Regions from separate parts of the Mus musculus genome. Here regions 2, 3 and 4 are each linked to region 1. A link is a loop called in an ENCODE intact Hi-C map of the cell type or tissue named here. Cell type or tissue: left cerebral cortex. All regions are shown on one strand. Links, peaks and the distances in the headings refer to the core of each region. The heading gives the core; the rest is flanking DNA. Region 1 holds the start of Gm35739 (a long non-coding RNA gene). Region 2 holds the start of Vps28 (vacuolar protein sorting 28). Region 3 holds the start of Tonsl (tonsoku-like, DNA repair protein). Region 4 holds the start of Mfsd3 (major facilitator superfamily domain containing 3).

What was found. Peaks named below come from ENCODE experiments on the same cell type or tissue, not always from the same donor. Only the 100,000 strongest peaks of a DNase experiment are listed, where the experiment ranks them.
Region 2: it touches region 1 in a loop (2.5-fold over the local background); 29 of 42 quality-filtered maps call a loop at or near these places.
Region 3: it touches region 1 in a loop (4-fold over the local background); 29 of 42 quality-filtered maps call a loop at or near these places.
Region 4: a loop joins it to region 1, with 5 times the contacts of the local background. A loop is called at or near these places in 11 of 42 quality-filtered maps.

What each region holds. Positions count from the first base shown.
Region 1 is chr15:76,549,959-76,557,496 of GRCm38, reverse strand. It overlaps Gm35739 (a long non-coding RNA gene), which reads right to left and starts at 62. Exons shown (of 3, transcript XR_384210.2): 1 at 1-62. In left cerebral cortex, for the core only: a CTCF peak has its summit at 4,592 (motif pointing left); a DNase peak (open chromatin) is centred at 4,591.
Region 2 is chr15:76,624,486-76,632,023 of GRCm38, reverse strand. Vps28 (vacuolar protein sorting 28) reads left to right here and starts at 5,940. Exons shown (of 10, transcript NM_025842.4): 1 at 5,940-6,035; 2 at 6,819-6,890; 3 at 7,404-7,432. The coding sequence starts at 6,854. Tonsl (tonsoku-like, DNA repair protein) reads left to right here. Exons shown (of 26, transcript NM_183091.3): 19 at 1-63; 20 at 152-230; 21 at 892-1,193; 22 at 1,376-1,547; 23 at 2,183-2,358; 24 at 2,694-2,767; 25 at 3,142-3,275; 26 at 5,542-5,787. The coding sequence ends at 5,723. In left cerebral cortex, for the core only: a CTCF peak has its summit at 5,242; DNase peaks (open chromatin) are centred at 5,198, 5,893, 6,371 and 6,846; H3K4me3 peaks cover 2,439 bases; H3K27ac peaks cover 2,592 bases.
Region 3 is chr15:76,635,482-76,643,019 of GRCm38, reverse strand. Tonsl (tonsoku-like, DNA repair protein) reads left to right here and starts at 3,091. Exons shown (of 26, transcript NM_183091.3): 1 at 3,091-3,166; 2 at 3,247-3,342; 3 at 3,430-3,572; 4 at 3,997-4,180; 5 at 4,419-4,548; 6 at 4,807-4,978; 7 at 5,054-5,168; 8 at 5,695-5,840; 9 at 5,927-6,079; 10 at 6,333-6,458; 11 at 6,715-6,904. The coding sequence starts at 3,142. In left cerebral cortex, for the core only: CTCF peaks have their summits at 3,093 and 3,310; a DNase peak (open chromatin) is centred at 3,020; H3K4me3 peaks cover 1,060 bases; H3K27ac peaks cover 197 bases.
Region 4 is chr15:76,698,349-76,705,886 of GRCm38, reverse strand. Gpt (glutamic pyruvic transaminase, soluble) reads right to left here. Exons shown (of 11, transcript NM_182805.3): 6 at 7,505-7,538; 7 at 7,295-7,431; 8 at 6,998-7,172; 9 at 6,736-6,891; 10 at 6,539-6,651; 11 at 6,212-6,467. The coding sequence ends at 6,377. It overlaps Mfsd3 (major facilitator superfamily domain containing 3), which reads right to left and starts at 4,345. Exons shown (of 5, transcript NM_027122.3): 1 at 3,537-4,345; 2 at 3,096-3,243; 3 at 2,884-3,008; 4 at 2,704-2,813; 5 at 1,648-2,624. The coding sequence starts at 4,218. The coding sequence ends at 2,451. Recql4 (RecQ protein-like 4) reads left to right here. Exons shown (of 22, transcript NM_058214.3): 15 at 31-293; 16 at 444-696; 17 at 771-900; 18 at 984-1,153; 19 at 1,231-1,411; 20 at 1,491-1,644; 21 at 1,825-1,933; 22 at 2,022-2,334. The coding sequence ends at 2,146. In left cerebral cortex, for the core only: CTCF peaks have their summits at 3,705 (motif pointing right) and 4,581; DNase peaks (open chromatin) are centred at 3,719, 4,451 and 4,874; H3K4me3 peaks cover 1,219 bases; H3K27ac peaks cover 1,723 bases.

The DNA of each region.
Region 1 (7,538 bases), core at 1,634-6,633:
TGGGTCCTCTGGAAAGGTAGATAGTCTGTCTCCCTAGCCACTGAACCATCTCCCCAGTCCTAAGAAATGGCTTTTTGTTATTGTTGTTGTTTGTTTTGTTTTTCTTTATGAAAATATTTATTTATTTATATTATTTTTATATATGAGTACATCGTAGCCGTCTTCAGACATAACAGAAGAGGGTGTCAGATCCCATTACAGATGGTTGTGAGCCACCATGTGGTTGCTGGGAATTGAACTCAGGACCTTTGGAAGAGCAGTCAGTGCTCTTTAACCGCCGAGCCATCTCTTCAGTCTCCTTATTTTGTTTTTGAAGACAGTATTTCACTGTGTAGCCCTGGCTGTTCTGAAACTCACTCTGTAGACCAGGCTGGCCTCAAACTCAGAAATCATCTGCCCCTGCGTCCGGAGTGCTGAGTTTAAAGGTGTGTGTCATCAGCTGGCCTCTTTCAGAATGTTGTCATCCCTGTACTCCCTCTACCGGGTATATACATATATATTTTTCTTTCTTTTTTTGAGCAGGGTCTCATTATGTCCCATTGTGATGTGTCTCATACATAAGTCTGCAGGGCTGGTTTTCCTGATATGATTTGAATACGCCCATGTGCCACCATGGTCTCAATTTGTATTGATAAATCTTTCTATCAGTCTGTGCTTTGCCGTTTCCAGCCTGGGCTGGAGTTCACTATGTAGACCAAGCTGGGCTTGTACTTACAGAGACCCTCTTGCCTCTGGATCTGCCTCCTGAACGCTGGATTAAAGGCATGTTACACCATGCCTGGCCTCACCCATATGTTTTACTTAACACCCCTTCTGCCCATTGAATGGGTTGTCTTGGTTTTTTCCATGCATTATGTGATCTTTGTAACCCATATTCTTTGACGGTGGGTTGCGATTTACTAATTACAGAGGCTTAAAGATTAGGCTGTGTTGGGGGCTGGAAAGATGGCTCACAGGTTATGAGCACTGACTGCTCTTCCAGAGGTCCTGAGTTCAATCCCAGCCACATGGTGGCTCAAAACCATCTGTAATGGGATCCGATGCCCTCTTCTGGTGCGTCTGAAGACAGCGACCATGTATGTACTCACATACATAAAATAAATAAATCTTAAAAAAAGAAAGAAAGAAAAGAAAAGGTTGGGCTTTGTCATATACAGACACAACTGGATATAGTAAAGGGTACCCAAGAGGCATCAAGGGCTAAGATCGAGAGTTTAATGAGAGTTTCTGGGGATAAGAGGATAGGCTCTGGGTAAGATGAGTCCTCTGACAAAGCTTTTTTTTTTTTTCTTTTTAATTTATTGTTATTGTATGAGTGTGGGTTGATGGAGTTACTTGTGCTGTGGGGTGTGTGTGGAGGTCAGAAGACAGCTTTGTGGACTTGGTTCTCTCCTTCCACCCTTACCCGGTTCCAGGGATTTTTTTTTTTTAACCCACTGAGCCCTCTCAGCAGCTCCTAGAAAGGAATTTAATTGATAACTTTGGGATCTGATTAGCATACTTGATCTTTCTAGGGGATTGAGGTCCGTGGAGATCAGGATATGCCCTGCTCTGAGGTCCTGCATCTCATGCAAAGCATTGGATTGCCAGACTGTCTTGCCCCAAGGGACTCCATTTTACAAGCAGAATCTGACTCCATTTTGAGGATGCAGTCCCGCCCTACAGAAGTGCCATCTCATCTATCCTCCTATTCACAAATAGGGACCTGATGTCCATCTGAGAGATTGGGAGTTAAACAGACTCCCTGATAGGCAGATGGGTAGGGGACAGTTACCTAGGTAAAGGGTAACAGATAATTAAGTGGCTAGGTAATAAACCCTTCCTCTTTGGCTTCCTGACTCAGACAAAGTCTGACATCTTAAAACAAAGCCCCTTTGGGTTTTTTCCTTCTAGCAGGTCCTAATGTTGAAGAACTGGCTCAACAGGTTGGTGTCAGATTAGGCAATGCTTACACAACAGCTGTTGGTCAAACATCCAGATTGTCTTTCTTCAATCTGATTAACCCCAACCCCAAATCAGGGGAGGAAGACCCTTCGAAGACTTTTTTGTTTGATTGATTGATTGATTGATTGATTGATTTTGGTTTTGGGTTTTGTTTTGACAGGATTTCTCAGTGTAGCCCTGGCTGTCCTGGAACTCACTCTGTAGACCAGGCTGGCCTCCAACTCTGCCTGCCTCTGCTTCCCAAGTGCTGGCCAAAGATGTTTTTTTAAAAAACCCAGCCCTCAGAGAAGAGCTGGGTGATAGCTTCCTGAGTCTCCCGTTTGTCTGAGGGTCTTTCTCTCTGTGGGCCTGTTGTATGTGTGTTGTTTTCTTAACCCAAATAAAGCTTCCCCCCCCCCCAACAGATTTAGGAAACATTAGAAGGTGAGGCAATACTGCAATATTTCTCAGATCTCCACTGGCTCGCTACTTGTATCAAGGTTTATGACCAAGTAAAACGAGGCAAGCTCAACGAACAATGGCCAAGGCACCTCGGTGAGGGAAGACACTCTCACAGGGTGAAACCTGTGGACCTTGGACCATGCTCCAAGGTATGGCGAGAAACCCACCCTCACGGGATGAGACCGAGCAACAGCGGGAGAGGCCACTGCGCCTGCGCACAGACCTATTTACATAGGTTTCATACTACTGAGAGTCTGCAGAACTTTCCTATGGGGCATTTTCTATGGGGTGACTGACAGCCCCTTTAGATTAACTGTTAAGGGAAAACACAAAGGTCTGAATTGTGTTTTATCAGAAAGTCTCTGGCCAGGCAGTAATCTTATCTATCAGGAAGTTCAGAACATCGCTTCTCAGTCCCGTAGGTCCCACGGTTCCCGGTGTTATCAGCATTATTTTTGATTAAGAGGGGGATTGTGCGCTCCTCCATGACTTTTATGCCTGCTAGTACACAAATGCCCGCCTAATGCTAGACACTGTTCTAGCCCAACAGCACATGCTCTGGACTGACTGTGGGGAACCCAGGGACATCGTAGTGTCCTTTCACAACCAGTGGGTTAGGGTATTGTTTTCTTTTCTCTTTTTTATTTTTTATTTTTTTGGTTTTTCGAGACAGGGTTTCTCTGTGTAGCCCTGGCTGTCCTAGCACTCACTTTGTAGACCAGGCTGGCCTCGAACTCAGAAATCTGCCTGCCTCTGCCTCCCAAGTGCTGGGATTAAAGGTGTGCGCCACCACGCCCGGCTTTCTTTTTGTGAAAGTTTACTTATTATTATATATAAGTATACTGTAGTTGACTTCACGCGCACCAGAAGAGGGTCTCAGATCTCATTACAGGTGGTTGTGAGCCAGCAAGTGGTTGCTGGGATTTGAACTCAGGACCTTTGGAAGAGCAGTCAGTGCTCATACTCGCTAAGCCATCTCGTCAGCCCCCTAGGGTATTGTATTCTAGTTGCACATTAAACAAAAAACAAAAAACAAACAAACAAACAAAAAACACTACAGGAAGCTGGTAGGATGGCTCAATGGGTAGGGACTTGCTCCCAAGCTTGAGAACCTGAGTTCAATTTCTGGGACCTACATGGTAGAAGGACAGAATGCACTTCTGTAAGTTGTTCTATATGTGCACCATGTCATGTACATGCACATACACTTGCACACTCTCCCTCACACAAAATAAATAAGTAAATATAATCAAAATATTTTTATCAAAATAAATCCACTCCACACCCATCCCTGCTACCATCCCAAGAGAACCACAGCACCCATCTCACTTAAGCCAGGGGGGAAAACCCTCCCTCTGCCTCCCCAGGACAGTTTCCTACCCCCAAATCTACATGATGGCATAGTGACTCCAGTTCAAGGAGGGTTGTCACTCAGCTTCTGGCTTCTGTGGGCACCAGGCATACACACAGTGCAAATCCATATGAAATCAAGTTTTTAAAAATCAAATCAAGGGCTGGAGAGATGACTCAGTGGTTAAGAGCACCGACTGCTCTGCCAGAGGTCCTGAGTTCAATTCCCAGCAACCACATGGTGGCTCACAACCATCTGTAATGGGATCCGATGCCCTCTTCTGGTGTGTGTCTAAAGACAGCTACAGTGTACTCATATAAATAAAATAAATAAAAAATCAAAATCAAATCAAAACTGGATGGTGGTGGTGGTGGGTGGCAGCAACACACACCTTTAACCCCAGGAAGCAGAGGCAGGGGGATCTCTGTCAATTTGAGACCAGCCTAGTCTACAGAACAAGCTCCAGGACAACCTGGATTGCACATCACACAGAGAAACCTTGTCTCAAAAACCAACCAAGCAAACCAACAATATAAATATCTTCAATCCCAGCATTCAAGAGGCAGAGGTAAGTGGATCTCTGTGAGTTCCCGGCCAGCTAGAGCAGATATATTGAGACCCTGTCTCAGACCAATAGCTAGATCAAGAACTCTAAAATCCCTTCCATACTTTATCAAGACAGCTTTAAAGGCATTTTGTTTTGATTTTGTTCCGTTGAACAGGGTTTCTCTGTACAGCCCTAACTGGCCTGGGACTAAATGCATGTGCCTTCAACACCTGGCGCTTTCAAGGTTTTTAATGACTAAGCAGAGACCTTGAAAGCCTCACTGTCTCTTCTGCTCAGGAGATTCTAGAGCGCCATCTAGTGGCCACTCAGTTCAGTCTGCAGGCACTAACTAAGCCTCCGGTCAAAGGATTCTTTCCTGTTATTGATCAGCTGATATTTCTGCTGGGAGAGTTCAAAGTTACTGAGTCTCTTCTGGCGTCAAGTACAATCATCAAAGTGGGAAACCCTTGGAAGCAGTAATGTCCTTTCTCTCTTGTGAGGGAAGGCCGGCTCATATCTGACGACCTCACACAGGTTGAACCTGAAAAAGGACAAATTCCTGGACCATAAGGAGCCCAAAAAGAAGGGCATCCCTCTTCCTCTGAGTACTGATGAGACCCTGGGGTTGTGCGAGCTCTTCTATTTTTTCATTAGATATTGCAAGAATCAAAGTTACATTCTTTTCTTTAAAATGTATATCTGACCAGGGCAAGTGTCCAGAGAAGCTAGAGACTGGAAGCTGAACTTACAAGTGATTGTAGGCTGCCCAGTGAGGGTGAGAGTCATTCTTCAGTCCTCTACCTTGAATGGTAAGCATTCTTACTCCAGATTTCTCCAGATTCCAAATTATATTCCTTATTAGTACAGGGGTCGTGTTTCTTTTTCTTCTGTGATGACCGCCCTCTCTTGTTAACATTCCAGTACTCAATCCTCCTCAGTAGTACTAATGACAAGCCTGGTCAACAAACCCACTTGATCGGCCTCTTCACCTCTTCGGTAGACAAACTTCCATTCCTCTGTGGTCCTGTGTAACTGCTAGGGGCAGTGTATCTAAACTGCAGATCCAGTGAAGGTTGTCTCTTCAGCTCTTGTTCCTACCCTCTCCGCTTCCCCCTTTTAAAAGATATAACAGTCTTGATTTTAAGTGGTGGCGCACGCCTTTAAGCCCAGCACTTGGGAGGCAGAGGCAGGCGGATTTCTGAGTTCGAGGCCAGCCTGGTCTACAGAGTGAGTTCCAGGACAGCCAGGGCTACACAGAGAAACCCTGTCTCAAAAGACTAAAAGACAAAACAAGACAAAACAACCCCCAGAGCCTGCTATAATTCCCACCAAACTTAAATCCTACTACCTTTACTGGCAGATCCTAATCCTGAGGACCCTGCAGCTTTTCTGTGTGGAGAGACTCCGCCTCACCTGCAGTAATAGATAATAAGCCTTATAGGATGAGCCTCCTTCCGAGGCTACTTTGTTCACAGACAGAGATGGCTTATGGAGGTACGACACAGACTTTTCAGGGAATACAACCGTGAGTTTCACAAAGGTGATAGAATGTGGGTGCTTTGGGGGTAATTCTGCATCAGCCTCCAGAGAAGAAGTAATTGCTCTCACTAGAACTTTCCAGCTAGGGGCACAAATGGGACACCATTTAGCGATGCCTCAGCCCATGCTTTCTGTACCTGTGCAGTCACCTGGAGAGAGAGGGGTTTCCTCACTGCCCATAATGCCCTCTTAAATATGCCACTGAGATTCTGACCGTATTAGATGTCATCTGGCTTCCAACCCAGGAAGCTCTTACACACTGCAAAGCCACAGAGAAGACTATTCTGACATGACTCCCACTCCAGGCTGCCTTAGTTCCCAATCCTTCTTCTACAATACCCCCTCCCCCCAACAGGAAACTCATGGGCTTTAGATCAGAGCTGCTGCAAAGCCGCCCCAGAGGGATGGATACACAAAGCCCAGTACAGTAAACTCCTGCTCCCTGCATCTTCCCAATGGGACAGTTTTCATCAGGCCATGAATCTGGGGACCAGGGCCCCCCAACTTCCAATTGAATTCCTCATTACAGGTATAACAATCCCCCCAGACCTGTGGTCTCATTCTTTCTTTTGTTGTTTCATTTGTTTTGTTTTGTTTTTGAGACAGGGTTTTTCTGTGTCGACCAGGCTGGCCTCAAACTCAGTGATCTACCTGCCTTTCCCTCCCTCCCTCCCTTCCTTCCTTTCTCCCTCCCTCCCTCCCTTCCTTCCTTTTTAAATTCTGTGTGCCTATGACATACAACTCATGAGACTTGGTCCTCCCCTTAACTATGTGGAACCCGGGGACCAAACTCAGGTCATCAGGCTTGGTGACAAAGTGCCTTTTACCTACTAAACCCTCTTTCCAGTCCTTTTGTTGTTGTTGTTGTTTGTTTTTGTTTTTTTGTTTCTTTCAAGACAGGGTTTCTCTGTGTAGCCCTGGCTATCCTGAAACTCACTCTGTAGACCAGGCTGGCCTCGAACTCCGCCTGCCTCTGCCTCCCGAGTGCTCGGGTTAAAGGCGTGCAACACCACGCCCAGCCTTGCCAGTCCTTTTATCCCCCTTAATATGTATTCATTTTTGGTGTATATCTATTTTGCCTGCGTGTGTGTATGTGTATTGTATGCATGTCTGGTGCCTGAGGAGGTCAGAAGTGGGAGGCAAAGGCAGGCGGATTTCTGAGTTCGAGGCCAGCCTTGTCTACAAAGTGAGTTCCAGGACAGCCAGGGCTATACAGAGAAACCCCTGTCTCAAAAAACCAAACAAACAAACAAACAAAAAGAATCCCTCTGGAACAGGAGTAACTGATGGTGGTGAGCCACCATGTGGACGCTAGAAACCAAAGCTGGGTCCCCTGCCAGAGCAGCAGCAAATGCTCTTAACTCTCTAGCTCCACCTTGTGGTATGATTCTAAAGTTGGTCATTTGTGTTGTCGATCTGAGGAAGCCAAAGACCCTGAAGCATTTTGTGGCCTATTCAACATAAGGGAGCTATGCAGGGGGAAGACTGGCAAATAAATTTAACACATATCATGTACAAGGGACTGAAATATCTACTAGTTCAGGAAAATGCCTGCATCAGACAGATAGAAGCACCAGTAACATGCAGTGGGTCTGAGATACAACCACTTTGCTCATAGGATATGTGATTTGTTGTTTTGAGCTCCCTCAGTCCCTACTACCTGATAATACCCTGGCTGTTTTACCTTATTCCCCCCCCCTCTCTCTGTCCCTCCAT
Region 2 (7,538 bases), core at 2,539-7,538, 74 kb before region 1:
AAGGATGGCGCACTGCTGGCCCCGCAGGACCCCATCCCTGACGTGCTGCAGAGCAACGATGAGGTGTGCGGCGGGGCCTGGGCCGTGGGCATAGGCCGGCTCTGTTTGCTAGGCTCCGCAGGGCTGCTCACCACATACACGTACACTCTAGGTGTTAGCTGAGGTAACTTCGTGGGACCTTCCTCCGCTAAAGGACCGCTACCGCAGGGCCTGCCTGAGCCTGGGGCAAGGTGAGCTAGCCCTGTCTTAGGATGGAGGAGCTGGGCCTATAATCCCCACCTACCCTGCAGATAGCTGAGGAAACCCAACCCTCCCCCAAGCTTTATACTTTTTTAAAAAGATTTATTAATTTATTACATATAAATTTAATATTCTGCCTGCGTGTAAGCCTGCAGGCCAGAAGAGGGCACCATATTTCATGGTTATCTCTCTAGATGGTTATGAGCCATCATGTGGTTGCTGGGAATTGAACTCAGGACCTCTGAAAGAGCAGCCAGTACTCTTAACCTCTGAGCCATCTCTCCAGCCCAGCTTTATACCTTTTACCCTCAAGTGGGGGACAGGTGGGAGCAGACAGTTCTAGGATCCTAGGCCCTTGGAATGAGAGTTCCTGAAGCAGCCTAAGTCACAGCTAAAGCCCAGGGAGGAGTCTGAGGGGGCCTGGAGGTCACCAGTAACTGGTGACTGGAAGATGTAAATGTGACTGAAGGAGATCAGAGCTCCCCCACCCCCACCCCAATTTATACAAAAGCTCCTTGCATGATACTAAATCCAAGGCTTTTAGGAATAGGCTCCGTATTACTGCCTGGACCATTTTATTTGCCTGCAGGATTCGGGCGTCAGGTTTGAGCTCTCGCCCTGGTGACCTGACCCTGTATCTTCTCTTCTTAGGGGAGCACCAGCAAGTGCTGCATGCCATGGACCACCAGAGTTCCAGCCCTTCGTTCAGTGCCTGCTCCCTAGCCTTGTGCCAAGCCCAGCTCACACCCCTGCTGAGGGCCCTCAAGTTACACACAGCACTCCGGGAGCTACGCCTTGCAGGGAACCGACTAGGTGATGCCTGCGCTACCGAGCTGCTGGCCACCCTGGGCACCACGCCTAACCTGGTCCTCCTCGATCTCTCTTCCAATCACTTGGGCCAGGAAGGTCTGCGTCAGCTTGTGGAAGGCTCCTCGGGCCAGGCTGCTTTGCAGGTAAAGACCCCAGCATACACTGGGCCAACAGCTGCAGGGTATCACTATCCCCACTGAGCCATTGGTGGTCTGGTGCATCTGGGAGAGCTGGGTAGTGTGTGTCCCTGGAATGGGACCCCTGTGGAGATGAGACTCCACATGGGGAGTCTATGAGCTCAGCGCCCATCCCATCCCTTCTATAGAACTTGGAGGAGCTGGACTTGAGTATGAACCCACTAGGAGATGGCTGTGGTCAGGCCCTGGCCTCCCTTCTGCGGGCCTGCCCCATGCTCAGCACCCTGCGCCTACAGGCCTGTGGCTTCAGCTCCAGTTTCTTCCTGAGCCACCAGGCTGCCCTGGGCGGTGCCTTCCAAGGTAAGATGAGCAGTTAAGTGTATTCCCTGGCCCCGGGGTTGAGAAGATTCAAAACCTTGAGCAGAGGGGTCCTAGAATATCAGGATCTGGCTTCTGAGGGAAGGGCCAGTTCCTATTAGGACCCAAGTATAGCTGGGGTCCCAGCAGAAATTGGTTCTTGGCCAGCTTTGGCTGTTTTCAGAACTCATTCTAGCCCCCACATATCACAAGTAGGGTTTCAGAGAGGCCATGTCTGCCCTCAAAGTCCCTCTATCTTTCCTTCCTGAGCCAATTTCATTGCGAGCCCACCTGATTCAGTGACATGGCCCCAGTACAGAGGACTGAGGACTGGGGCTGACCCAGTGGAGCCCAGCAGAGGGAGGGGCCTGGGATTAGGTGTTAATGGTCAGGGAAGTGTCCTGACTTTCACTCACAAATGTCCTGGCCCAGAACTTTATGCCTACCAGCCAGGAATATGGAAAGGTAAAAACTGGGCTTAGAGACTGGACAAGAGCCACTGCTTCTCAATTTTCTCACAAAAAGTCCAGGGGTAACAGTTTCTCTAAAGGATTCATGAGCTTGTGGGGTCAGAGCTCTAGGGTGGGGAAGGGGCAGGGGCCACTGAATGAGTTAACACAAGTCCTTCTGCCGTACAGATGCTGTGCACCTGAAAACCTTGTCCTTATCGTACAATCTGCTCGGCGCTCCTGCCCTGGCGAGGGTGCTGCAGACCTTACCCGCCTGTACCCTCAAACGTCTGGACCTAAGCTCTGTGGCAGCCAGCAAGAGCAACTCGGGTATCATAGAGCCTGTTATCAAATACTTGACCAAGGTATGAGGTATGGAGTAGACTGCCAAACCAGAACACAGGGATCCCAAGGCCCAAAACCTAACTGCAACCCTGCCATGTTGTACGGAGTCTGAGGGAAGGGCTGGGGGTTGGGAAGAACACCCATGGACTCCTGGGAGCCAGGTGGTGGTACTTCAGGCAAGTTCCAAGGGACACGCCAGGCCCCTGTGGTCTTTACAAGGCATCTATAACCTATAGCTTGGAAAAGAGGTGTTTCCTTTCCATTCAGCTCTCTTGGTGATGGGACTCTGCTGGGAGGAAGGTAGACGGATGGGTGCCCACTAGGCATGGCCTTTTGCCCTGTTCTTAACGTCCAGGAAGGCTGTGCTCTGGCCCACCTAACCCTGTCCGCAAACTGCCTGGGTGACAAGGCCGTGAGAGAACTGAGCAGGTAACACACCATCCCTGAGCCACTGGCTCTCCTGTGAGGAGGGAGTCTGACATGAAGATGAATGAGTCAGGTGGTGTCACCTCTTTCTGACGTCCACTGTCTCCAGGGATGGCTCTGGCAGGCATGCTTACCCTCCTTGAGTTTCTTGCCATGCCCTTGTGGTATGAGAACTTCTCACTCTGGCCTGTCCTTTATTTTTCCTTGGTAAAACATTCCCTCCTGCCCCCGATCCTGCCCCTAGAGTTGGCCATGGCACTGCCTCTGGCTGGCACTGCAGAGATCCTTGGCTCCCAGAGCCAAGGGACAGACTTCCCTAGTACTAAAGCAAGGGCTTTCCTGGCCAGCTCATGCTTTCATGTCCCCTGTCATTGTAGATGTCTCCCTTGCTGCCCCTCACTCACCTCTCTGGACCTGTCTGCCAACCCCGAGGTCAGCTGTGCCAGTCTAGAGGAGCTCTTGTCTGCCCTCCAAGAGCGGTCCCAAGGCCTCAGCTTCCTTGGCCTATCAGGTAAGGGCTAGGAACAAGAATGGCTCCTGTGTCTCACCTAACACAGGGCTTACTTTCCAGGGTCCTGCCAGCAGAAGGGGCAGTCACTGCCATCGGCGAGATTCCACAAGGCTGTTGTGATGAAAGGCAGTTTGTGGTGTAACCAGGGCAAGGAGCAAGACTGACTGGTGGCTCAGAGTACGGCAGGAAGCACTAAGGCAGATTACCTCAAGCATGGCCTAAGCTGCATAGTAAAGAAAATAATAGTACTAGTAATAATAATAATAGTGATAATAATAATAATAAACCAAAGGAGGGGCTGGAGGAATGGTCAACACTTAGGGGTGCTCTTCCAGAGACCCTCATTTCAAATCTCAGCATCAAACATAGCAGCTCACAACCTTTGGAACTTCAGTTCCAAGGGATCTGAAGGCAGATCTGCAGGCAGCCTGGCTTCACACAGTACACAGATAGACATGCAAATGAAATGAAACACCAGTACACACAAAGCAATTTGAATTTATTTATTTATTTATTTATTTATTTATTTATATTTTCGAGACAGGGTTTCTCTATGTAGCCCTAGCTGTCCTGGAACCAAGATGGCATCAAACTCGAGACTCACTGCCTCCAGGGTGCTGGGATTAAAGGTGTGCACCGCCAAATGAGTACACTGTAGCTGTCCTCAGACACACCAGACAAGTGTGAAGGCATCAGATTTCATTACAGATAATTGTGAGCCACCATGTGGTTGCTGGGAATTGAACTCAGGACCTCTGGAAGAGTAGTCAGTGCTCTTAACCACTGAGCCATCTCTCCAGTCCCAAAATAATTTGTTTTTGTTTGTTTTGTTTTGTTATTTTGGTTGGGTTTTTTGTTTTTCAAGACAGGGTTTCTCTGTATAGCCCTGGCTGTCCTGGAACTCACTTTGTAGACCAGGCTGGCCTTAGACTCAGAAATCTGCCTGCCTCTGCCTCCCAAATGCTGGGACTAAAGGCGTGTGCCACCACTGCCCAGCTTGTTTTGTTTTCAAGCAGGGTTTTTCTGTATATGCCTGGCTGTCCTGGAACTCATTGTGTAGATCAAAATGTCCTTGAACTCACAGAGATCTGCCCGCCTCTACCTCCTGAGTGCTGGGGCTAAGGGTGTGCACCACTGCCCAGCTGTTCCTTTAGCTTTTGGTTGTGGGATATCCTTTCTTCTGTGCAGCCTTCTCTTTTGGCTAGGAACAGTTTATTCCTTCTCAGTGAGAATCATCTTACTTACTTACAGGGGGAACCCATGGGTTAGTTCACCATAAAAACTCAACAGTGACCAGAGAGAACATATATCCAAACTTTGTAAGAGAACATATATCAAAACTTCTTTGGGGGCCACTGACTGACTGGCCTGGCAAACATTTTCCAACTCCACCTTTATAGACAGACCTCTGAAACAATGCACATTGCTTCTTTAAAGTGACATTTTTCAGATACACATGCACACCCCCTCACAGCCTAGGCAGCTCCTCGGGTATTCTTAAAATGATCATGAAGATTTGAACCTCCTTTTGGAGTGGCAAATTGTTTGTTGTTTTTTGAGACAGGGTGTCTCTGTGTAGTCCTGGCTGTTCTGGAGCTCTGTAAAGTTTCCTCTCTACCTGGAGAGGACTGAGATTAAAGGCGGATGCCACCAGGGCAGGCATGATTTGGACCTTTTGTTTTTGCGGGGTTTTCTGGGTCAGGAGGGTAGCAAATCATTGTTACTTGCAGAAAACCTTATTTCCTCATTCCTGTCCACCAGTCAGTGATCCAAGTTCCGCTTAAGGGGTGCTTGCTCTCTCAACCTGCCCCCCTCCCTCCTTCCTTGCCTTATCTACTAATAAGCTAGCTTGTCCCGTTACACCAACGCACTCTCCACCTTATAAGTGTGCCTGATGGCCTGGCCTGCCACTGCCTTGCCCAGCTGAGATTTGAGGGTGGCAGCCTTTCCCCCTGGAGGATAAAAACTGAGCACAGGGGAGTCCCTGGGTTTTTCCTGTATCTCACCCCCTCTTCCCAACACAATGGTATTTCTGGCAGCTGTGCGCTTCATCCAGTTCCCTGACAACCTTGAGCCTACTGGGATCTCTGACTTGATCAAGGCCTGGCATTCACTAGCCTCCAGAGATCCGAGGGCCCACAGTATACAGATATATTGAGTCCTTTTTATGATGGGACAAGCCAAAATGTAGGCTCCGAGGTACAACATAAGCACTATGCCTCCTGTGGGTGTGTAAGTTAAACCTACCTCCTCCTCACCCCCACAGGCTGCTCTATTCAAGGGCCGCTGAACTCTGACCTCTGGGACAAGATCTTCGTGCAGTTGCAGGAGTTGCAACTGTGCACCAAAGACCTGAGCACCAAAGACCGAGACTCGGTGTGTCAGAGACTGCCAGAGGGTGCGTGCACAATGGACCAAAGTTCCAAGCTCTTCTTTAAATGCCTCTGATCCTAGTCCTGCCGTTTCCTCCAGAAGAAAAAGAAAAACCTTAATAAACTATGCTGCTATCTCATTTGTGTCAGCTCTCTGCGAAAAGGGTGGGCGATGTGAGCTGTAAAAGCCTTGACAGGCGGAGCTACTCCAGAGCGCAAGCTCAGGCAAAAAAAGCCGAGTGCCGATCAATGGATTTGGCTTGCTATGTGCGTAGGCTCAAGGTTAGAGGATGAGTGCCGAGCTGCCGATCGGGTTTCCCGGCAGGCGCAGGCGGAAAAAGCGAGCACCGAGCTTCTGTCGCCATCTCCGGGACTCCAAACGCCCCAGGTACACAGCGGCGGTGGCCGGGTCCCCTCTTCATAGGAACCCTTTGGTCTAGGTGTCCCGGTCCCGTCTCCTCTGGGGCTCAGCGGCCCTTGCCGCGCGGCCAGTGTCTCAGTAGGTGATGGGCGCTGTCAAGTGGCATTGCTGGTCCACAGTTCAGGTTCCCCTGTCTGTGAGGGTACCCACCTTTCTTCTGCGACTCCGCCGGCTATTCCTAGCTCCTGCGACCTCGGTAGCTCTCGCTGCTCCTCAAGCCACTCCATCTCAGTTTGACCATCTTCCTTGAACATTTGTTTTCACCCCATTTCAAATCCTGAGGCGTGTCTGGGCTGGCTTCCTTATTAGACAGGACCTATCCTGGGCCTTGCCTCCGCCACTTTGCCGCATCAACCAATAAGCTTGCCCTTATTCATTTCTCCAGTATCTCCCACAGATTAGGGTAAAACCTACCTCCACACTTTCCCTCACACACAGAAAGCCCCGGACACCTAGTCTCAGTTCATTTCCACTGAAAGATGTTGCAACAATGCCCTTCCCCTGTGCCCAAGATGCTGCCCCAGTTCTAACAGCTACTCTTCCCTACCCTAACCCAGCTAACAGGCAGGACTCCCATGGCACTCGATGTTCATCCTCAAAGCCTGACATGACATTCCCCCATGACAGTCCTTTAGCATCCTGTGCCGTTCCTGTAGAGAGCAGGAAAGCTGTTCACAACGCTCTGATCTCCAGAGCCCAGTTCTTAAGGTGTAAGGGGACCCTTGAGTTAGTGTTGGCTCTGCTTTCCAGGTCTCTTGTGCTGTATAGCTGCCTGGGCCTGCAGGATGTTCCACGGGATCCCAGCTACTCCTGGTGTTGGAGGTGAGTGTAGGCTAAACTGGGAGGAAGGGGAGGAGCCAAGGCTTTCCCTGTTGCAGGGGCTGTTGGGAAAGGACCACACTGCTACGTCCATCCCGTAGTCATTAGGCCCTGGGTAATGACTAGGGCCAGAATTATTTCTGGTGGGAATCTGAGGGCCCCTGCAATACCCTGCTGGGGAGCGAGAATATACTCCAATGTGGTCAGAACCTCTGGCATCCTGAGCAACTCTGGGTCTCCAACTGCATGTGTGAAGCATCTGACAGGCTTTTATTTGTACCAAGTTGTGGTTCTGTGTACAAACTACAGTCATGTTGGCGGGGGAAGAGAGCTAAACCTAGCAATCTGTATGTAGCCTCTTAGAGGCCATATTGGTAGGAGGTGAGGCTGGAGCCCCTATTCTGTGCTTCCCTTTGAGCTCTGTGATACATGGCATGGGAGACACCTTCTTGGGACGTAACTGAAGTGGGCCTGTCCTGGGGTCACCCTTGTCAGCTCCTCCTTGCTCTGTTGCAGCCCCTGGGAACAAGCCGGAGCTGTATGAGGTAGGTAGCAGATCCTCACCTGGCCACTGCAAACACCATGTGGCTGTCACTGGTTCTATAACCACGCCTGGAGATGCTGACTGACTCTTGCCTGCTTTTCCAACAG
Region 3 (7,538 bases), core at 1,204-6,203, 86 kb before region 1:
CACTGTGCCCCTCACACAGCTCACCAACCTGCCTTACAGGTAGTGGACCTGACTTCGGAGGCACGCTTCAGATGGGAAAGGGTGGGCAGCGTGGATCTCCATAGCTGTTCTGACACCCTGGGACCCATCAAGGCCTAGCCTCAAGCCTGCCCTTCAGAGGAGGTCTACCTGCATCTGATTTTCCTTCTCACCCTGCACAACTTTGCAAGAATGATCTTGCCGGGCAGTGGTGGCGCACACCTTTAATCCCAGCACTCGGGAGGCAGAGGCAGGTGGATTTCTGAGTTCGAGGCCAGCCTGGTCTACAGAGTAAGTTCCAGGACAGCCAAGGCTACACAGAGAAACCCTGCCTCGAGAAACCAAAAAAATAATGTGTGCTCCCGATGCTTTGATCAGAATAGAAAATAAACTTGTCAGCTTATAGATGTGGCAGACACATGCCTGTAATCCCAGTACTTGGGAAATAAAGTCAGGAGCCCAGCATCATCCCCAGCCACCGGCTGAGGATGAGGCTGGCCTGGGCTCCAGAAGACCCTGACTCAAAAGCGAAAGACAAACTAATTCCTCCTATGTCTCACGCCCATGGCTTTGTGGGATCCTGAACTACATCTCCAGTGGGCCCTTCGGTACACATCCTGATAGATGGTGAGTGTTACGTCTGCCACATAGCCAGGGAAGTGTTTGGTCTTCAGGGTAATGAGAACAGAGCACCCCAAGTCATAATTCCAAATAGAGTTCCGGGCACTTTGCAGGTAAGGAATCTGGTTTGCTTTCAATTCTCCAGCCTATATTCTCATTCAACTGCCTTGCAGTACAAAGCTAGGCAGTTTTACTGCATCTTCTGGGAACACTGATACCACATAGGAGAAACTGTTCTGTTTAGTTGAAAAAGCCCCTTCCTCCCCTTTTAGCCAGGGCCCTTCTGTGTCCTTTGCATGTGAGCTGTTCCCTAGGGCACCCAACAGTTTCATTAAGTCCTCATGCCCAATCATAAATATCACAGGTTTTTTTTTTTTTGTTTTTGTTTTTTGGTATTATATTGCTTTTTAAAAGTTGCAAGAGTAGGGGCTAAAAGCTGGCTCCATGCTTAAGAGTGCTGGCCAAAGTTTTATTGCAGAAAACCCAGCTTTGATTTTTTTAGCACCCGCATGGTGGTTCATAACTGTGTGTACTGCCAGTTTGTCTTTCTTGTTTGTTTGTTTGTTTGTTTGTTCATCCATCCACTCATTTATTTATTTATGTGTGCATTGGTGTTTTGCCTGTATGTATGTCTTTGGGAGGGTGTCAGATCCCCTGGAACTGGAGTTACAGACAGCTGTGAGCTGCCATGTGGGTGCTGGAAATTGAACCCTTGTCCTCTGGAAGAGCAGCCAGTGCTCTTAACCACTGAGCCATCTTTCTATTCCCCTTGTTCCCCTATACTAACCCTCACCCTTCCAGCCCCTCTCCCCAATTAGGGATGCCTTCTTTTGGCCTCCATGGGCACTAGGCACACAATTGGTACACAGACACACAGGCAAAATGCCCATACACACAAGATAATAATTTAAAATTTTAAGGTAAAACTTACAAGTGGTGGTACAGGCCTTTGATCACAGAATGGAGGAGACAAAGGCAGGGGGATCTCTGAGTCCAGCCAGGACTATATGAGCACCTGTATTTTTTTTCCAAGTTTTTTCACAAATGTAAATAGGTGATATGTGCTTTAATTTCTAGAAGAGGGCTGGAGAGATGGCTCAGCGGTTAAGAGCACTGACTTCTCTTCCAGAGGTCCTGAGTTCAATTCCCAGCAACCAGAGAATGGTAGACGGGCAGAAATGCATCTGAGGAACAGGGTAGCCCCTGTTCTGCTCCCAGGAGGCCATGAGGGCGTTGGTCCCCAGGGAGGCTGCAAGGCTCACAACCATCTGTAATGGGGTCTGATGCCCTCTTGTGTGTCTGAAGACAGCTATAGTGTACTCATATGAATAAAAAATAAATCTGCCAGGCCGTGGTGGCGCGTGCCTTCAATCCCAACACTTGGGAGGCAGAGGCAGGCAGATTTCTGAATTCAAGGACAGCCTGGTCTACAGAGTGAGTTCCAGGACAGCCAGGGCTACACAGAGAAATCCTGTCTCAAAAAAAAACCAATAAATAAATAAATAAATAAATAAATCTTTAAAAATAATAATGTCTAGAGGAAATGGGGGTAGCACTACAGTATACCTGTAATAAAAAGGCAGGCTGGGAGCTGGAAAGTTGGCTCGGTAGTTAAGAGCTACACTTGCAGAGGACCTAAGTTTGGTAACTAACATCCACACGATGATTCACAACAAGCTGTAACTCCTCTTCAAGTTGCCCTCTTCAGCCTCTTCAGACACTAGGCACACGGCAGGTGCACACACACACACACACATATATATATATAGGTAAACACATACGTGAAATTTAAAAAATCTTTTTTTCTTAAAGATTCATTTATTTACTATATCCAAGTACACTGTAGCTGTCTTCAGACACACACACATCAGATCTCATCACGGGTGGTTGTAGCCACCATGTGGTTGCTTGGACCTGAACTCAGGACCTTCAGAAGAGCAGTCGGTGCTCTTAACCACTGAGCCATCTATCCAGACCCCCCTCCTTTTTTTTTTTTTTTTTTTTTTTTTTTGTCTCTCTGTGCATCATTGGCTTTTCAGGAATTTGCAATTTGCTCTGTAGACCAGGATGGCCTCAAATTTAGAAATTTGCCTGTCTTGGCCTCCTGAGTGCTGGGATTAAAGGCGTATGCCACCAAGCCCGTCTAATCCTAAAAAAAAAAAAAAAAAAAAGGCAGGTAGATTTCAGGGGAGCAGGGTCAGTCTGTAGTCCTGGTAACTCACCAGAAAGGGCACTTCCTGCTTGGGTGCCCGTACTCTGACAGCAGCCTTGAAGGCCCAGATCCTACCCAACAGACCTTCTGCCACCTGATGGCGCCAGTAGGACTACAAATCCCAGAAGGCCTGGAGTCTACCGCACTTGGGCCACCGAAGGGGCGGGGTTAAGCATGCGCTCAGAAGAGTGGGTGGGCCTTGCGTGTTATGGGTGGAGTGAGAAAATGGGCGTGGGCTCAGGGAAGCGCGGGAAGTGCAGATTTTCGCGGCGGCGGTGGCTTGTCTGGCTATGACCCTGGAACAGGAGCTTCGCCGTGAGTATTTTGGGGAGTGCATGTCGGGACGCAGGGTGTGGATCGGGTCCTGGGTTAGACTCGATTCTCTCTTCCGGCAGAGCTGAGCAAGGCCAAGACCAGGGCCCAGAGGAATGGACAGCTGCGCGAGGAGGCGGCCTACTGCCACCAGCTGGGGGAGCTGCTGGCTAGCCACGGTGAGCCGGAGCGGTGAGAGGACTAGCTGGAGGCAGGGGACTGGCTGGGTGATGGCGCACCTTGAGCACACGCCCCTCTTCCGGCAGGCCGCTTCAAGGACGCTTTGGAGGAGCACCAGCAGGAACTACATCTGCTAGAGAGCGTCCAGGACACTCTAGGCTGCGCTGTGGCCCACCGCAAGATTGGAGAACGGCTGGCTGAAATGGAGAATTACTCTGCTGCTCTGAAGGTACAGGACCTTCACTTGTTGAGGAGAGAGGGCTAGTATGCAAATAAGTATTCAGGGACCTTTGACTTGGCAGGCAGTCACACCCTTCTTATGTCTACTTGGGGCGCTGCCTGCCTCTTGGTGGTGGTGGTGGGGAATGGATGGGTTTGTGACAACTGAATGAGGAAGGCTCAGGACCCACTGCTATTGAGAGCAACACTCCATGCAGCCCTTAGTGGTCTCCCATGACAGCACTGCTGCAGGGCAGAACAGCCATTGCCATAGACAGTCCTTTGCATAGAAAAGATAGGACATGGGTATACCCAACTCTGTCGAAATTTGGGAAACAGAAGGGTCTCTTTTCTAAGAGTAGCTTCCTCTGGTATCAGACTGCTGGAGTTGCTGGGAGTCGGATCATGTCAAATGCTTTTTCTTTCTACATTAGCACCAGCATCTCTACCTGGATCTGGCTGGTTCCCTGTCCAACCACACTGAACTACAGCGAGCCTGGGCCACCATTGGCCGCACCCATCTGGATATATATGACCACTGCCAATCAAGAGATTCCTTGTTGCAGGCACAAGCTGCCTTTGAGAAGAGCTTGGCTATTGTGGATGAGAAACTAGAGGGTATGTCCCCTTTCTTGGATTCTCCCCATAGGCTCCCTCTGGGCCCTCCCTTTCCAAGGCCTGTGTTGCTCTTCAGGCTTGAACCTGTCAGGCACCTGCTCCTTCTCTATATTCTACGTGCAGCAGACTCCTGGCTCACTCAATAAGAGATGGGATAAAGGGTAGGAGTGCCTGAAAACCCCATATCCTGGGGGTGGGGGTGGGGGCAACTGAGTCCCTAAAGCTGTTCTTTTTCCAGGGATGCTGACCCAGCGGGAACTGAGTGAGATGAGGACCCGTCTCTACCTCAATCTGGGTCTCACCTGTGAGAGCCTGCAACAGACAGCCCTGTGCAACAACTACTTCAAAAAGAGCATCTTTCTTGCTGAGTGAGGAGGCACCATCCCTGTCCCCAAGAGGGAGTAGGTGGTCCCCTGGGATCCTTCCAAGAGGGCAGCTTGCCTAAGTTGTTCATTTGCCACGCACATTTAGGCCTGAAACCACAGAATGGTCGAGCCGGGGTCTAGGTGGTGTTAATAGCCGTAACTGGTTGAACATCAATAGTATCATAGGTATTTCGGTGTCTCACTGTTCCAAGGTTGGTGGACACCAGACGCTCTGAGCTCCTATTACCCCATCCCCCACAGGCAGAACCATCTCTATGAAGATCTGTTCCGGGCCCGATACAACCTGGGTGCCATCCACTGGCGCGGAGGGCAGCACTCTCAGGCCATGCGCTGCTTAGAAGGGGCCCGGGAATGTGCCCGTGCTATGAAGATGAGATTCATGGAGAGTGAATGTTGCGTGCTAGTGTCCCAGGTACCTCTCCTTTCATCGTCGCCTTGGGCTTGGACTTTGGTCTACAGGTCTTAGTTTTTTTCTCCCTCTTTCCAGGTGCTCCAAGATCTGGGGGACTTCTTAGCTGCCAAACGAGCCCTGAAGAAGGCCTATAGGTTGGGCTCTCAGAAGCCTAACCAGAGAGTGACTGTCTGTCAGAGTCTCAAGTATGGTGAGGCTGCATGGGGGCCTGGAACTGAGAGCCTCAGGGGTCTGAGAAGGTCTCTGCTCTTCTGACAGGAGAGATCCAGCTTATGTTCTGAGCCTCTGACAGACAGCAAGGGTAGATTTCTGTTTGTTGAAGACCCTTGCCTTGGGCTAAGCCTGCTGCACAGGGTGTCTAGGAAACTAGAGGCTCTATGGGAAACTGACTGGACCTTAGTCACAAAGCAGCATTAGGAAGCAGGAGCACAGGCAGCATACTGTACCTTCGAGACTGACAGTGACGGTCACCAGTTCTTCAGACCAAGCACCATTCTAGGCTGCTAAAGCACACTTACTCTTCTGACCTTCAAAAGTTCCAAGTGGTCAAGTTCCCCACTACCCACTTTTTTTTTTTACCCAATGGTCACACTGAGACACTTTTCCTGATTCCCAGGCTGCTGTCTAAGGGAATATGGCTGGTGGGTGGTAGGCTGTTGCTGGGGCCCTATACTATGTGATCCCGCCTCCCCCTCACTCGAGATTCTTTCCAGCAGTATTGGCAGTGATCCAGCTGCAGCAGCAGCTGGAAGAGGCTGAGGGCAATGATCTTCAAGGTGCCATGGCTATCTGTGAACAGTTGGGGGACCTGTTCTCCAAAGCGGGTGACTTTCCCAAGGCAGCTGAGGCTTACCAGAAGCAGGTGAGTGCCCCCCTCCCACATAGGGCAGGAGAAGAGTGACAAGCGACATACGAAAAGGTCTGAGACATACTGTGCTGCCTTCCTAGCTGCACTTGGCTGAGCTGCTGAACAGACCAGATCTGGAGCTGGCTGTTATCCACGTATCCCTGGCCACCACACTGGGAGACATGAAGGATCACCGCAAGGCTGTGCACCACTATGAGGAAGAACTGAGGCTGCGCAAGGGCAACGCTCTGGAGGTGACACGCCCTCGCCCCCTGTGCACATACAGGCAGGCGTATTTTGGTGGCTGTACTTTACTTTGAGCCCACCATTCTCCATAGTGGGTGCAAGCGGATGCTTCCCAGAGAAAGGCTGTTCCTTCCGAGGACCGTCTGTCAACTGGAGATAGGACAGAGACAAAGCAGATCTAAGGGAAGCCAGCTTATTGGCTGTGGGCAGCTGGATGTGGTAGGCAGCCACCGACCTTGTGTTTTTCTCCCTCTGTTTCAGGAAGCTAAGACTTGGTTCAACATTGCCCTGTCACGTGAGGAGGCTGGAGACGCATACGAGCTGCTAGCTCCATGCTTCCAGAAGGCTTTTTGCTGTGCCCAGCAGGCCCAGAGATTCCAGCTGCAGGTATGAGAGCCCATCCTACCATCCCAAATCAATCTAGCTTTCTTTTTTCCTGGCTTTTGACCTTAAGATCTTGCTCGTGACCTACCTACCTACCTACCTACCTACCCCTGGCCCATTTTATATTTTCATTTTGAGACAGTGTCTCACTAAGTTGCCCTAGCTGACCTTGAAGTTAGAATTCTTCTCAACCTGTCTTTCCTTGCATTAATTGCTCTTGGTGGTCCTGCTTGTTCAACTGGACATCTTTGCTCCCCAGAGGCAGATCTTACAGCACCTTTATACCGTGCAACTAAAGTTGCAGCCACAAGAAGCCCGTGACACTGAAATCAGACTGCAGGAACTGAGTATGGCAAAAGACACAGAAGAAGAGGAGGAGGAAGAGGAGGAAGAAGAGGAAGAAGCCAGTGAGGCCCCAGAGACCAGTGAACTGGAACTCTCAGAGAGCGGTGAGGGCCAAATGCTGCCTTGTGTGCTGGGCTGGTGTGTGCTGGAAATGGTGTGTCTTTATGGAGCCTGAGGACCAGAAGGGGTGACCGGTGCTTCTGTGGGAGTGCATAGAGGAGGCCGGGTGTGTATATGGAGCATGGGACATGGTAATCAGAAGCTCCCAGCAGAAAGAACTGGTCAGGGCCAGAGTGGCCGTTAGACACAAGGGTTCTGTCTGACCACTGCCAGCTGAAAGTCAGTTGTTTGGGGTCAAAGCCTAAGGAGAGGGTTCTATTAGAACCACCGGGGGGGGGGGGGGGATTAAAAAGAAAAAAAGGGCTGGGCATGGTGGCACACTCCTTTAATCCCAGCACTTGGGAGGCAGAGGCAGGCAGATTTCTGAGTTCGAGGCCAGCCTGGTCTACAGAGTGAGTTCCAGCACAGCCAGGGCTGCACAGTGAAACCCTGTCTCGAAAAATCAAAAACAACAACAAAAAAAAAACCCAGCAGAGGTGCAATGGTATGTCCTGGGTGGCCTTGCGGGTGGTAGGCTGTGGTTGGGGACCCAATGCTGTGTTGCCCCTTTGTGAGATTCGTCCAGCAGGGTTGGCAGTGATCCAGCTGCTGCAGGATGTTCCTGGAACTCAAGACCAG
Region 4 (7,538 bases), core at 1,396-6,395, 150 kb before region 1:
TCATCAGTCACTCACACACCTTCTCTACAGGCTGTGGCCCCGAGGCTATAGCTGAAGCCTACCATGCTGGCATGAGCAGCCAGGAACGGCGACGAGTACAACAGGCCTTCATGCGGGGCCACCTGCGCATGGTAGTGGCCACGGTAGCATTTGGGATGGGACTGGACCGTCCAGATGTTCGGGCTGTGCTGCACCTGGGACTGCCTCCAAGCTTCGAGAGCTACGTGCAAGCTATCGGCCGTGCAGGGCGTGATGGGAAGCCTGCCCATTGCCACCTATTCATGCACCCCCAGGTCGGCAGCCCCATCTCCCCAGACCAGGACAGACCCAGGGGTTCCACTATTCCTAGGCCACTTCAGCCCCAGCTGCTATCTTGTCTTCCTGTAAGCTGCCGCCCTGGGCCTAAGTGTGGTAGTTCTGTGCATATGACTGTCCCAATGCAGGGTGAAGACCTTTGGGAACTGCGCAGACATGCCCACGCTGACAGCACTGACTTCCTAGCTGTGAAGAGGCTGGTGCAGCGTGTGTTCCCACCCTGCACCTGCAGCCAGAGACCTGTTTCCAAGTCCTCACCTGAGGAAGTCAAAGAGCACAGTGGCCAACAAACATACCCTGTACTGGGCCAGGCCTGCCTGGGCCATGAGCGGGCACTCCCAGTGCAGTCTACAGTACAGGCTCTGGACATGACAGAGGAGGGTAAGGAGCCAAGCAGGATTTGGGTTACAGGGAGAGGCTGGTGCCACCTCTCCTGAGCCTTTCTCTGCCTCTAGCTATTGAGACTCTGCTGTGCTATTTGGAACTACACCCTCGGCACTGGTTGGAGCTGCTGCCCTGGACCTACGCCCAGTGCCATCTGCATTGCCTTGGCGGCAGTGCCCAGCTGCAAGCTCTGGCCCACAGGTAAGCACATCTTACCTCAGGGTAAGGATAAAGATAAAGAATAAGAGCTGCTGGCCATAAACTCCTTTGTTCCTTGGGCACAGGTGTCCCCCTTTGGCTGCATGCCAGGCCAAGTGGCCACCTAAAGACACAAGTCAGGGCAGGAGCTCCTTAGAGTTTGGTGTGGTGGAACTGGCAGACTCGATGGGCTGGAAGTTGGCCTCTGTACGGCAGGCTCTCCACCAGCTGAAGTGGGACCCAGAGCCAAAGAAAGGTATGTATGCCCACCACTACCCCAGGCTGGGCTGTGCTAGCCAGCTGTTCCCCTCCGACCCACACACTCGCTGACAGGCGCAGCACAGGGCACCGGAGTGCTTGTGAAGTTCAGCGAGTTGGCCTTTCACCTGCACAGTCGCGGGGACCTGACAGATGAGGAAAAGGACCAGATCTGTGACTTTCTGTACAACCGTGTGCAGGCTCGTGAACACAAGGCCCTGGCCCACCTACACCAAATGTCCAAGGCCTTTCGAAGGTGGGAAAGAGGTAGGCAGGGCCTAGGCCACCCGCTCTGACCCCATGGGCAACTCTTGACAGGTCTGTCTCGTCCCCAGTGTGGCCTTTCCCAGTTGTGGACCCTGTTTAGAGCAGTCTAATGAGGAGCACAGCAATCAGGTGAAGACCCTGGTCAGCTACTACTTTGAGGAAGAGGAGGAGGAGGAAGAAACTATGACGGACACTCAGGGTCCAAAACCTGGGCAGACTCAGGTAAGTGCCACACCTCTGAGGATAGTTCTTAAAGCTTGGGACAGTGACATGGCCCCATTCAACCCTGACCCCACAGTTCAATCCCTGCTTGGCTCAAGGTTTCCTTGGCTGCTCCGGGTGTGATTTTACATGACAGATGCTATGGTAGCTCAGATGAGGTTACATGCTATCCTCCCACAGCTTCAGGACTGGGAGGACCAAATACGCCGGGATGTCCGCCAGCTCCTGTCCCTGAGGCCAGAAGAAAGGTTTTCAGGAAGGGCTGTGGCCCGCATCTTCCATGGCATTGGTGAGGGCCACGGGGTTGCCTGGTGCCAGCGGGGGATGGGTATTAGAGCCAGCTGAGTCCTCAGGCCTGTGTTTCTGCTCCACCCTAGCGAGTCCATGCTACCCAGCCCAGGTGTATGGGCTGGACCGGCGCTTCTGGAGGAAGTACCTACACCTGGACTTTCATGCCCTGATGCACCTAGCTACAGAAGAGCTCCTGCTGAGAGGCCGATGACCACCTTACATGGGAGGGTGCCACATGATTGAGGCATGAGGCAAGCCAGACTGTGGCCACTACTCCGAGGGTGTCAGGCTCACCAAGGCCATGATGTGGCCATCACTGACTGTCAGGCAAAACCTTCTGGCTGCAGGAAGGGGATAAGAAGATCCAAACTGCAGAATAAAAAGCATTCAGTAATTTTATGTGCTTTCTGGTAACATAGCCTTCAGTTTGAGGAGAGCTGCATTTCCTGTGTCCCAGACATCCAGGCCATACATAGCTTTATTGGCTTTATAGACAGCCCTAACCAACATCCAGCTCAGGTCAGGTTACTGGGTGCCAGGCGGAGATCCAGAACAGGCAGGGCTGAGAGTACAAGGAAGACAGCAAAGCAGAGATGTGGGCCTAGGCTGTCGGCCAGCACGCCGGCTAGGGTACCTGGGAGCAGCTTGCCCAACAGTTCCAGAGTGGCCAGGAAGCTGTAATGTGTAGCCTAGGAATGGTAATGCAGATCAGGGCCGAGTGACTCTCTACCCCTGCAGTCCCTGGGCATCCCTACCCTTCCCTCTTACCTGCAGGGCTCTGGGTGCTAGCTGGCTACAGTGCATCATCACAGTGAATGTGGCAGTGGTGACCACACCCCCAAAAAACTGTTGTAGACATAGGCTTAGCAAAACTGCCCCTGGAAGAACAAAGAAAGGTCAGTGGGAGCCTGGGTTCCTGCCCCCTACCCCCCAATGTCCACCTCTTACCTCTCATGACTGTGCCAGGGTCCACGCTGGCCCCTGGGCTGTTGAGGTGGAAGAGCAGAGCAGTCTGGCAAGCCAAACTCCCAAGGCGGAGCTGCAGCACTGTCTTCAACAGCTTCAGTGGCTGCCTGGGGTGGGAATTGAGAGATGCTATGGTAAGATCACCTGGGACACCGGTGGAATTGAGGGTCAGGCTAGGGTTGGGGAGTGCTTACCAGTGCCTGGCCAGTAGAGCCCCACCCAAGGAGGAGCCAGCAATGGAGCAGGTCACAGCACCCAAGCCACTCCATAGCCCCAAGTCTGAGGCAGAAGCACCATGGTCCAGCAGGAGAAGTGGAAACAGGCTGCCAGCACCCTGCTCACCTACAGGAGACCGTAAGCAAGGATGGCCCCAGTCTTTCTTCCAGGAGCCTCAGTACTCCAACCAGTCAGGCCCCTGGTCCCCTTCATTTTCATGGGCCCCAGATGTTAGAAGAGAAAGGGCTGGGCATTGGCTGGAGCTGAGGGAAGTTAAGAGGTGAAACAAAACTGAGCTACAGAGCTCTGGGCTGGTATTCCAGCATAGGGCAGTCCCCTGAGTGGGTTTCAGGGCCCTAGGGACCAACATAGAGTTTGGGCTCTAAGCTCGATGGTAACTAACTGCAGGCCTCACTCACCCAGCTTGTAGGTGAGCACAAAGCCCGCTGTCCAGAGGGTCCCAGGCACAGCCAGCAAATCTTGTAGAAGATAGGAGCTGTGGGGTGTATGCTCTGAGGCCTGAGGCCATGGCAGCCTTCCCAAGGCTGGTGCAGCCCAGGCTAAGGCAGCAGCCAGCCAGTAGGTGGCAGCTAGGAGCAAAAAGAGCAGTGGCCAAGAGAGAGTGGGGAAGAGGACCAACAGTCCACCCCCAGCCAGTGCTGATCCCAGCTTGTAAGCGACCACCTGTACAGTGTTCCCAGGTCCCAACTCCTTTGGCTCTAGGAGTTGCACAGCGAGTGTGTCCAGAGCCACATCCTGCACCGCTGCACCCAGATTCAGCAGCAGTAGCAGCCCCATCACGGTGGTAGGTAGCCCTGTTTGGCCAGCTTGCGGAGGAGGCAACACAGCCAGCAGTCCACACACCAAGCCCAGGGACAGTGTGCTGAGTGTTAACCAGACCCGCGGGGTGCCCCGCCTGTCCACCAGCGGTGCCCACGCCAGCTTTAACAGCCATGGAGCATACAATCCCTTGGTTAGACCCACGCGCGTTAGGGAGAGGCCACGGGCCCGCAGTAAAATGGGAAGCAAACTGGACTGCAGTCCATAGGGCAGACCCTGCACAAGATAGAGGCCGGCCAGCGGCAGCAACTTCCCATGCATGGCCCGTTCGTGGTGGGATCGGACGGCTCAGGATGAACAGTCAGGGTCTGGTCCTCCTACATAGGGCCGGGGACAGTCAGGCTGTAATCCCGACACGCACACTGGGACCAGAAATCCCGGAAGTACCGAAGCTGGGAGAAAAATGCGGAGCGATAGACCGGTCCTATCGCATGGTGGGACCGCAGTCTTGCACAGCCCATAACTACCGGCATGCTTTGCGCAGGGGTCAGGGTGAGGGAGAGGCGGGGCAACCCGGGCTGGGGGTGGAGCCAACCCCCTACTAGTCCTCAATTGGCCTAAAACCCAAATGTTAAGCAGGTTACTGATACCTACACAGACCCAAATCATCTGCTCTGGCGCCCCTCGTGCCAAACCTGGACACGACAGCCTGCTGCTCACAATGCCAGCGGGTAGATGTGAGTGGCTAGGAAGGAAGCTGAGGTAACAGGCTGGTCTCAAAGGTATCTTCCTGTCTGCTGAATGGATACCAGATCCGTTCCAGAAGAAGCATTTTCACTTTAGCGGTTTTTTGTTTGTTTGTTTGTTTGTTTGTTTGGTTTTATGTGTGTGTGGATAGGTTTTCTTTATAGAACTTACTTTGTAGACCAGGCTGACCTCAAACTCAGTATCTTCCTGCCTCTGTCTCCCAAGTGCTGGGATTAAACGGGTGCGCCACCACTGGCGGGCTCACCACGCCCAGCTCCCGAAGCATTTCTAATACTTAGCTCACAGAGCCAATACTTTGCCCCACAATGCATTTAGCACTGCTCCCCATTCCTTGCTGAGACTGTGGCTTCAGAGCTGCCCCCAGGTCAGTGACCACAGAAGCAGGAGTTTTGTGGGGAAGGGCAGGACCTAGTCAGCTATTGCCCGTGATACCCACTTCCTTTTCAGTATTCAGTGAGGGTAGTTAGTCCAGACCACGTGATTCTGGCTCTGCAGGGAAGGCTCATGCCCAGTCTCTCCCCCTTCTCAGAGTTGTGCCCTCCCAAGTCCACAATGAGACTGTTAAATGAGGCCTTGGGTTAACTGACTCAATTATAGTAGATAACTGGGTGGAACTTCTTTTGTGTTTGGACACAGTGTCCAAGTCCTAGCACCCTGGCACTGCCTTGCTTCCACGGAGGGGCTATCCTGCCACTTCCAGATAGTCTCAGGATCTAAGTGTTCACATCTATAAAATGGGTTCTACTTTTGGGGCATGATTGTAAACCCCTATAATTTTGCTCTTCAGGCTGAGGCAAGAGAAGAATGAGTTTAGGTTGCCCTGGATACCTTAGCTGTTTAAAGGGGTGGCAGGCAGGATATAGTTCAGTGGTCCTGAGTCCAATCCCCAGTACCACAAAACTTAGGGGATGGAGGACGGCTTTGCCTACCGCAGAGGAACACTGCAGACCAAACAAGTTGAACCCCAGCAGTGTCTACTGTGCACAGGGGCTCATCCTGAGCCTCCCAGTCCAGGATGTATCTTTCCATTAGCACACATCTGCCCCAAGGGTTCCTAAATGTGCTTTGCAAAAGGACCTCCCCTGCTCTGCTCTGCCGGAGGTGGGCACCGCCCAAGCCCTTGCTGTCAGTCCTAACTTGGCTGTAAGAGCTGAATACCTCCCTACTGTGGTTGGCACACACGGCTGTGTCCCGGAGCAAGGTTACTGTTTCTGACACAGCCTCTGAGGTCTCTTTCCCCTGCATTCCCTCAGACCTCACCCCCTCCCAAAGTGGTTCTGTTGCGGCCCTAAAAGGCAGATGCTCTGCCGTCACACCTTTTACTGGCATGTTAGTTGATTTTATGTAACCGATCATCACATGCCCCACACTTAAGACTGAAGACCTAGCCCACAGATGCACTGTCTCAAGCCAAATGTAGGAATGACGATCTGGAGGGTCCTCCCTTCCCTGGGAACCATCCTTAGCAACTCCTCTAGATGCCGTTTCCAGTGTCCCTTATGTGGAGTCTGTGTGTCTACACAAAGCCAGTCAGGTGAGTCAAAGCTGGGGTCACCCAGGCAGCCACCTCAAATCAGGCCTACACCCAGCTTTATTAGGGACCTGCAGGGACAAGTACCCAGACCCTATGCAAAATCAGAAATAGTGAGGGCTCCCAAGGACCCTCAGTTTGTTGAGTCAGAGAGCATCCAGTGTGGCCCTAGCAGTGGCTTCAGGAGTACTCATGAGTGAATTTAGCATGGAAGTGCCTCAGTTTCTCCAGCAGCACCCGCAGTTTCTCCATGGGGGGCAGAATGGTCATCCTGAAAAGGACAAATGGTCAGCGTGAAGTACAGGTCCATTAGTGGCAGGGTCAACCCATCCCGGGTCTCACCGGAAATGATAGGTGCCCTCCTGCTGCCCAAAGCCACTCCCAGGCACAACGCAGATGCCAGTCTCTTCCAGGAGGCACAGACAGAAGAACATGTCAGGGGCCAGGCCCAGGTCCTGGGGGTCAGGAGGGTGGTCAGCTCACAGCCTGGCGCCAGGCCCACACCCTGCTCGGCCCCCATGTAGCCCTGCATGCCCCACCTGCGCACGCTGCACTGCTTTCAAAGGCAGCTGAATTTGAGGGAAGGAATACATAGCGCCCTGCACCGGGTTGCAGCGGATCCCGGGGGCCTCGTTGAAGACCTGCTCCGTGAGTTTAGCCTTGGCTGCCAGTTCAGCCAGCACCTCCTGCCTCTCCTGCAGTCACAGGAGGGAATCATGGAAGAGGGTTTCAACGTGTCCCTCTATAGTCCCACCCAAAGCCGGATCACCAGGTATCTTTGGCCTGGTCTGGTCTGCTCACTGCTTGAAACTGCTTGAAGGACGGCTCCGAGGGGGTTGGCGGACTGACCACCATGCCCATCAAAGCCTGGCCCGGCACTGGTGGACACAACCGCACGCTCATCAGTTTCGCCATCTGTTTCTGCACCTCGGCATCCATGTTTACCACTTCCACATAGCCACCACGAAACCCGCACCTGCCCAGGAGAGCATGAGTTGAGGCTGGTCTGGGAAGAGGGTGCGCCACCGTGGCAGTGACTGAGAGTCCTCTAGCCCTCCCCGCTTCACCACCACCACCACCACCTGAGCCTGTACGCACTCGCCCATGTAGCCCTTAGAGACTGAGTGGAAAGACGCGAGCTCCTGCTGCGTGGCATATGGTGGCCCCATCTCCGTGAGCACCTTCTTGAATGAATGGAACTGAGAGCCCTCAGCATATACATTGTCTTGGTATACCTGTAGGGGTGGCAGTGTCATTCAGGCTGGGGGCTGAGCTGCTGCTCACCACTCTGTGTGCCCCTGTGTGTACCTCATCAGCCATCAGGAAGAGTCCCTCTTCGAAA